2 separate regions of the Homo sapiens genome follow, and region 2 is linked to region 1. The links are chromatin contacts, found by Hi-C in ENCODE. All regions are on one chromosome and are shown on one strand. Each heading gives the region's core, a stretch centred on a gene start or an enhancer-like site at or near the end of the contact. The rest is flanking DNA. Distances are from core to core; before and after follow the strand shown. Region 1 has its middle 16 kb from the start of CTR9. Region 2 overlaps CAND1.11 (a long non-coding RNA gene).

Region 1 (4,166 bases), core at 1,183-3,682:
ATCCCCCCTCTGTCACTCCCATGAAAGTTTAACTAAACATGAGAAGTTAAGTAAACATACAAATAAAACTTGCCTTCTACCTCTTTAACATGTCCCTTCCCGAGAAGCCCACCTAGACCAAATCACAGGCAGGAGGCCGCTATGGGGGTGGCAAATGGCATTCTGTTCTGGAAGGGCAACCACAAACTTTAGAGCCAAGAAGCCCTGGCTTGGAAGCCCAGTTCCACCCCTTTGTAGCTGAGTGGGTGATTCTGTCTCTGAGCCTCATTCATAATCTGTAAAATGGGGAAAGCAATGCTCACTTTTTAGGGTGCTTAATTCACTCATTAAATGAATACATTTAAATATATATAATATATACTGATATAATTGAATATATTATATATATAAATAATAATCCTGTGCCCTGAGAGCCACCATGTCAGCCTAGGTTTCCTGCTCTTTGAAATTTCCAAACATTGGCTGGAATCTCATCTTGGCCTCTGCAAGGAACAAGATCTATTTAGAGATTTGTTACAGATTTCAATTGTGTCACTTTCCTTTTTAAGGCAAAGCGGCTACAGTGGGCCATGGTTTTAAATACTATTTTCTTCTTCTCTGTTATATGCATAAGGCTCCAAGAACTGTGTCAGGTGCATGCGGTTACTTTGAGGACCAAGAGGACAAAGGAGGGGGAGGAAGGAGCAGTCCTCCTTAAAGAGGAGGCTGGACCCCTCCTGGGCTTTCCCATAAAAAAGTTCTGGGAGCAGTAGATCCATTCTGAGATTTTCAGGTATAAGAAACAGAAAATGGCCGGGCGCAGTGGCACCCACCTGTAATCCTAGCTATTCAGGAGGCTGAGGTGGGAGGATTGCTTGAGCCCATGAGTTTGAGCCTATAGTGAGCTATGATCATACCACTGCACTCCAGTCTGGGTGACACAGTGAGATGAAAGAAAGGAAGGAAGGAAGGGAGGAAGGGAAAGAAAATCCAACTTGAATGCCTTAAACAACCAAAACAATGTATTGGTTTACAAAATCTAAAGTTTAGAGGTAACGTGGGCTTCTGGCACGGGCTGTTGAGAGCTCCCAGTGTTTTGGGGGCTGCAACTCTGCTTGTCTGAAAGTTTCTCACCTCTGCCTCCCAGTCAGCTTTTTCTAAACCAGCCTTTCCTTGAGGTAGCACAAGGCAGCTGACAGCGTCCAGGGCTCAGCGCTTCCTCACTCATGTCTGGGGGATCAGTGTGGTTGTATGCCCACCCCTAAAACAATCGCAGTGGCCAAGGGAATGCCAAGGGGGCAGGGATTATGTTGATGGGTTTAGGCCAATTGGAACTGACCCCTGAAACTAAGAGTTGGTTTGATCCTAGACTTAAACCACAATAGGATGGGGGAACCTGCAATGGCAACTGCAGATATTCACCCCAAAGACCCTTCTTCAGTGTGGGTGTGGGTGTGGGTGTATTGTGTTGTGTCAGTGTGTATGTGTGATGTGTCAGTGTGTGAGGTGTGTGTTTGTGGGTATGAGAGTGTATTGTACACATGATGTGACTGTGTAAGCATGTATGTTGTGATTGTGCATATAAGTGTGTGTGTATGTTTGTATTAGTTGAGAAGACCATATGCTGGACTAAGTGTGCCTTGCATTATTTTTTAAAATTTTATTTTATTTTATTTTATTTCAATAGTTTTTGGGGTATAGGCGGTTTTTGGTTACATGGATAAGTCCATCAGTGGTGATTTCTGACATTGTATTGCACCCGTCACCCCAGCAATGTACACTGTACCCAATATGTAGTCTTTTATCCCTACTCCCCTCCCAACCTTCCCTCCACCCCCACCAGTCCCCATTGTCCATTATATAATTCTTGTTGGGGCCTTCCATTCTGACTCTGCTGCTACCACCTTGCTGGCCCCCAAGGGTCTCCCCCATCCCCCAACCCTCGCCCCCGTTTATGAGCAAAATCCCTTTTCCCCTAAGCATAGATGATAGGGTGGAAATTTTAACAACTTTCCTAACGAAAAAGGAGAAGAGAAAGGAAATCCATTCAGAGAGCATAAGAAACCTAGAAAATCATTTCTGACAATGTATGTCCCTGAACCAATTATGACCTCCTATTTCCCCCACTCAGCTGTCTCAGAGCCTTCCCAGCTCCCTGCCTGGCGCTAACTGCTGGAGGCCACCCTAGGACGTTTGTCCCCTAGCAGCCAAGGCCAAAAATCTCATTTGCACATTTGTACTCACCATTCCACCTCAGGGCCCTCCGTCACCCCCACCCCCGTCCTCTGTCCTCTCCTCCCGCCTCCTTGGAGAAACTTAGTGACATTTCCAACAAGGGCCCCACGGTAAGAAAGACGGCTTCCTTATACTCTGTGGTGAGGATCAGCACATGTAAACACAAATAGGAACGTTGCCTCAAGCGCTCCATCAGCGCACTCTAGAGTCCTACAAAGGATTAGACAAAACAAGGTCATCTCCCCGAGTCCCAGCCCAGTGCCTGGCCGCCCACCCCTTGCTCCGCCCAGGGCCTGCTCCCTCCGGTGATCCCAGTCCAGTGCAGCCCTCTGCTGCCCTCTGCTGGGCCCTTGCCTACACAGCCCCGGGGCTCACCAGCCACCAAGAACACCGGGGGCTCTTGGCCAACCTTTTCATGTTCCTCTGTGATCTGGAGGCTGGAACAGGTTCACCAATACTTTCACCCACCCATCACTTCTCAGTGTGCTGGAACCTGTGAACGGTTTCCTAGTCGTTCAGAGTCTCATGTCCTCGATTTTTTTTTAAAGCAAAACAGAGGTTATAATCCCTACCTCACAGGACCAGGGTGAAGATTAAAAGGGCTTATTCATTCATTTATGAGTCATATGTTTATTGCACCTCTACTATTTGCTAGGCACTGGGTTGGTACTAAGGATACAAAAAGAAACTATCCTTGCCCAAATGGCGCTCACTGTTCTGTATACACAAATACACAGTTGTGAATCATGATAAAGGAACTCAGTAAGATGCTGGGATAGACTAAGACAAGGGGAAGCTTCAGGGAAGATAAGGAGGCAACTTAAGCATGAACACGAGTCACATCCAAGGGATAAGGGGTTTGGGGTGGGTATTCCAGGGAGAGGCACAAGAAGGCTGTCGTGAAGGTCCCAGAAAAGGTGATAGAGGTAGGGAGTAGCTATAGCTGGAGGTTAGCCAGAGGGGGCAGGGCCTCGATGAGAATGGAAAGGGATTTGGACTCTATTCTAAGTGCTGTGGGAGCCATGGAAGGGTTGAGAAGTGGGGTTGTGAGGCGTTGGCTCACACCTGTTATCCCAGCAGCTTGGTAGGCCGAGGTGGGCAGATCACCTGAGGTCAGGAGTTCGAGACCAGCCTGGCCAATATGGTGAAACCCCCGTCTCCACCAAAAAAATTAAAAAATTAGCTGGGCATGGTGGCATGTGCCTGTAGTCCCAGCTACTCAGGAGGCTGAGGCAGGAGAATTGCTTGAACCCAGGATGGGGAGGTTGCAGTAAGCCAAGATCACTTCACATCACTGAGTGACAGAGGGAGACTCCGTCTCAAAAAAAAAAAAAAAAAAAAAAAGGCCCGGCATGGTAACTCACACCTGTAATCCCAGCACTTTGGGAGGCCAAGTCAGGCAGATCATGAGGTCAGGAGTTTGAGATAAGCCTAGCCAACATAGTGAAACCCCGACTCTACTAAAAATATAAAAAATTAGCCAGGCGTGGTGGCAGACACCTGTAATTCCAGCTACTCAGGAGGCTGAAGCAGGAGAATCGCTAGAACCCGGGAGGTGGAGGTTGCAGTGAGCAGAGATCATGCCATTGCACTCCAGCCTGAGTGACAGTGTGAGACTCAATCTCAAAAAAATAAAAATAAAAATTTAAAAAAAGAAGAAGTGGGATTTGGAGATCATGCCCTCCAGCTCTCCGTACCACACCAGCTCACCAGTGTCCTGCAGACTTCTTCACCTCCACCCATCTCGAAATGCTGATGCTCCTCTGGGCCTGGTCCTGGGCCCTCTTTTCTTCTCTCTCCACACTCTACTTCTCCTCCATCATCTCCTGCATTCCTGTGATTTTGAATAACATTCCTATTTGGATTGGTGTCTCCACCTAGACCCCTCCTTCTGGCTCCAGATCCACACATATCAAAGAACCACCTGCCCACTCTCAGCTTTTGGATTTCCC
Region 2 (4,166 bases), core at 1,243-3,742, 370 kb before region 1:
GTAACTAATTTACATGTTGTGTCAGTACTTCTGCCAGTATTATAGTTGTATAGTGTTTAATAATAGTAGTTTTAAAATATATTTTTTATCTGGCAAAGCAAAGGATGTCCCATACTTTTGTGAACATTTTCCCCAGTTCTTTCTTAAAATTAAATATATTTAATAACAGGTAATATATATACTTAGTTTTAAACTCAAATTATAGAATACGGTATACATATTTAATAAATGTTACTAGTTTCTTGTATATCCATCCATAGATATTTTATACATAAACTAGTAAATATGATTTTTCCTGTTTTTAAAATGTATATATACAAATGGTAGCAAACTATGCATGGTCTTATGTATGTTGCTTTTTCACTTAACTTTATATCTTAGAGCTCATTCCATTTTAATATATAAAAAGCTTCCTCGTTCTTTTTTACAACTGCATAGTATACCAATGAATGAATACCGCAATTTATTGAACAGTTTTCTGTTGATGTTTATTTAGGTCATTTCCATTTTCTTACGTCATAACAATAAATAAAAAATAATTTTGTACATATATTTTTAACATAGATACAGGAATATCTGTCAGATTAATTCCTAAACAGGAACTGCTAGTCTAAAAGGCAAGTGCATTTATAATTTTTAAATATTGCCAAATTGCTCTCCATAGAGGCTGTACCAATATATAATACTGTGAAACAATAAGAAATACATATATGTATATACTGGTCTCTGACCCTGGTTCCTGACATGGAGCTCCTAAAACCCTTGTAATTTCTGAAGTGAAAGGGTACTAGGAGCATCTTTGTTCTAATAAAATGACTCTCGGTGGGCTCTTAGATGGGGGCTGTTCTCGAGGAAGACCAAGCCATGATTAGAAGCTTGGAACTTCTGGAGATTGAGTTAATAATGAATCATGCCTACATGATGAAGCCTCCATAAAAGTCCCTGAAGTACAGGGTTTGGAGAACTTCTGGGTGGGTGAACACATCCGCGTGATGGGAGGGTGGTGCACCCCAACTCCACAGGGACAGAAGTTCCTATGCCTGTTCTGCTTTCGGACCTTGCCCTATGTACCTCTTCCTCTGGCTGTCCATCTGTATCCTTATCATATCCTTTATTATATAATAAACTGGTAAACGTAAGTGTTTCCATGAGTTCTATGAGTCATCGTAGCAAATTATCAAACTTGGGGAGGGGGTTGTGACAGCCCTCAATTTGGTAACCTGGGGATCTACTCCTTGTACTTGGTGTCTGAAGTTGGGGGCAGTCCTGTGGCACTGAGCCCTTAACCTGTGGGGTCTGCCGTAACTCAGGAAAGTTAGTGTCAGAATTGAGTTAAATTATAGGATACCCAGTTGGTGCCTACAGAGAATTGGAGAATTGGTTGGTATGGGAAAAGCTCATACACATTTAGTGGCCAGAAACATTATGAGAGTATAGAGAAGAAACGTTTTTTTCCCCCTATGCAAAATACCATCAGCAACGTTTGAGGGTGCCTGTTTACCCAAACTCTTATCAACATTGTTTTCAAACTTTTTGACCATAACATTCTAGGTGGTAAACAGCTTATATTGCCTATTGTTTTATTCACATTACTTTTATTATTGATTTTTAAGTTCTTGTTTACTATTATTTTATTTCTGGAAGTTGTCTTGGAATTTTAAAATATAGCTTTTATAACTAAGGTATAGCACTGATAAGAAATGATAATTTTGTCTTCTTGCCACATCTAGTTTTTGTTTTATTCCTTCATTTATTGCATTGACCTTAACTTCTAGAACAATATTAAGTAATAATAATAACATTGATCTTTTTGTTTGGTTACTGATTTTAATGAAACAATCTGTAGTATTTCAATTTTAAGTAAGATATTGCCACCATTCATTATGTTAAGGGATTTTTCTGCTCTCCCTAAAAATTTGAAAGTTAAAAAAAACCCACCAGAAATGGATGTGGAACTTTATCAAGTGCTTTTCAGAATATAGGTTTGGGTGATTTATTTTCTTAAGGATGAACTGTATAATTTTAATACATTTCCTAATGTCAAACCATCCTTACGTTGTTAAACCCTCCTTGACTATCATGGATGATTTTTTGATGTGCTTTAATTAAATTTGCTAATTTTTTTCCAGATGTTTTTCTGTCCCCATTCAAAAGTGAGACTGGTCTTTGTGTGTGTGTGTGTGTGTGTGTGTGTGTGTGTGTGTGTGTGTGTGTGTGTGTGTGTATGTGCTGTTCTTGACAGGTTTTGTTATCAGGGTTATGATAACCTCATAAAATGAACTGGGCAGCTTTTCTTCTTTGCTTTTTTGCCCAAATTCTTCTCTGCTCTCCTGGCCTGGGGAGAACAAGGCTGGCCTGTGTTCAGACCTGCTCCAGGACCTCTGGTGACCTCCAGCATGTTCCCAGCTCTCTTCTTGACTCTTAGTGGTGTTGTCTCTGGCATCTCTCTGCTTCTCCTCCGGTCTGGCTTCCCAATGTGATCCCCTAACATCTATGGCTCAACCTGAACTGGCCTCTGTGTGAACTCAAGGGAGGGGATTTCCTTGGCAGATGGAGGTTCTCCATGTGCCCCCCATCCCCCCACTTCCTCCAAGAGCTCTCCCAGCTGTGATCTTTAGCTCCTCCTTGCGCTTCTGCCTCTAGCTCTCTGCTGCCCTCTAGCCACAACATCTGTCCTTGTCGTGGCTTTCCGCAGGCAGAGGCATTGAGAATGGAACTCTGTTCAACAGATCCAGTTGAACTCTGTTCAACAGATGTCTCGAAGCCCTTGGAAGTTCTCCAAAGTGACTGGTTTGAAGGGGGTGCTGCAATGAGGCAATGGGTTGTTTTGGCTGCCTCTGAAGAAAAGGGGTGCCAGAATAGACCCAAAGCCTGGACTCTGCCCTCAGTGGGGAACATGAATTACATTGCTGCCAAAGGACAACTCTGAGAAGGCCTGGTGCCGCTGGGCAGGGCAGCTCTGCAAAGTCCGGAGTAGGGAAGGGATCATATTCAGTATGGACCTTTGCTCAGCATGCTTCTTTCCTGTCCTTCCCTGCTAACTGAGACAACATGTATGTCCAGCCTTTCTGTTCAGCTGTCAACTGTGAATGACACCCGATAGTGACTCTTGAGCTATGCTTGGAATTGTCTGGCTTTAGGCTGACACCTTCCTTGCCATCCCCCTGATGCCATCTAAGGCCACGGCCATGGAGAGGGACTTTTGTAAGTATGCTGTTCATCACCATTTAATATCATCTAGTGGTTCTAGAATCAGGCAGATTTGGGTTTGAATTCTGTGCATGCCACTTACTAGCTCTGTGATTTTAGGCAAGTAACTCAGCATCTCTGAGCCAAGTTTTCTCGTCTTTAAAACAGAAAAATAATAGATATACTTGTTAAGCTGGTGTGAGATAACAATGCATATAAAGCACTTGGCCTAATGCTCAACCTAGTAAATATTCTATAGATGTTAGTTGATATGGTTTTGCTGTGTCCCCACCCAAATCTCATCTTGAATTGTAGTTTCCATAATCCCCACGTGTCGTGGGAGGAACCTGGTGGGAGGTACTTGAATCATGGGGGCAGGTTTTTTCTGTGCTATTCTCGTGATAGTGAATAAGTCTCATGAGATCTGATGGTTTTATGAAGAGCAGTTCCCCTGCACACGCTCTCTTGCCTGCCGCCATGTAAGATGTGACTTTGTTCCTCCTTCACCTTCTGCCGTGATTGTGAGGGGCCTTCCCTGCCATGTGGAACTGTGAGTCCATTAAATCTCTTTTTCTTTTAAATTACCCAGTCTCAGGTACTTCTTCATAGCAGTATGAAAATGGACTAATTGGTTAAGATTATTCTTTATCCTGATTGTTCTGTATCTCTCTTGAGAATCAGTGTAACCTCTTCACTGATATTCAAGGCTCTCTTGAGGTTGGGGTCAGTTTATGAGCTGTCTTTCCAGTCTTATCTCCACTACTCTGTTACACATACTATATTAGTCAGCTAAATTTTCATCTCTTTGCCTTTGTATATGCTGTTCTCTCTGCACTCAGAGTAACCTCCTCAGCATCCTTGACTGAGAATCTTCCCAACTGTCGAGGCCCAAGTTAAAATATGACCTACCCCATGAAGAGTTCCTGGCTGCCCCTTGAGAGGTTTTTCTCTGCCTCCTGTAGCAGCACAGCCATTGT

The links. Hi-C counts contacts between places; a loop is a spot of excess contacts on that map. Pooled maps may share reads with other maps.
Region 2: a map of endothelial cell of umbilical vein shows a loop between it and region 1 (10-fold over the local background). The contact joins two enhancer-like sites. A Hi-C loop is called at or near these places in 1 of 168 maps with a recorded cell type or tissue (endothelial cell of umbilical vein), 1 of 37 single-sample maps with no recorded cell type and 11 of 50 pooled maps.

Annotation. Positions count from the first base shown.
Region 1 is chr11:10,733,424-10,737,589 of GRCh38, forward strand. No RefSeq gene overlaps it. Among named protein-coding and RNA genes, the nearest start is that of CTR9, 16 kb to the right of the region's middle. Within about 2 kb of position 2,433, at least 21 of the 41 ENCODE cell types and tissues checked have a DNase peak (open chromatin) inside an H3K27ac peak, as active enhancers do.
Region 2 is chr11:10,364,184-10,368,349 of GRCh38, forward strand. All of the region lies in intron 2 of CAND1.11 (a long non-coding RNA gene), which reads left to right. Among named protein-coding and RNA genes, the nearest start is that of CAND1.11, 58 kb to the left of the region's middle. RefSeq lists an enhancer at 2,379-2,878. Within about 2 kb of position 2,493, at least 14 of the 41 ENCODE cell types and tissues checked have a DNase peak (open chromatin) inside an H3K27ac peak, as active enhancers do.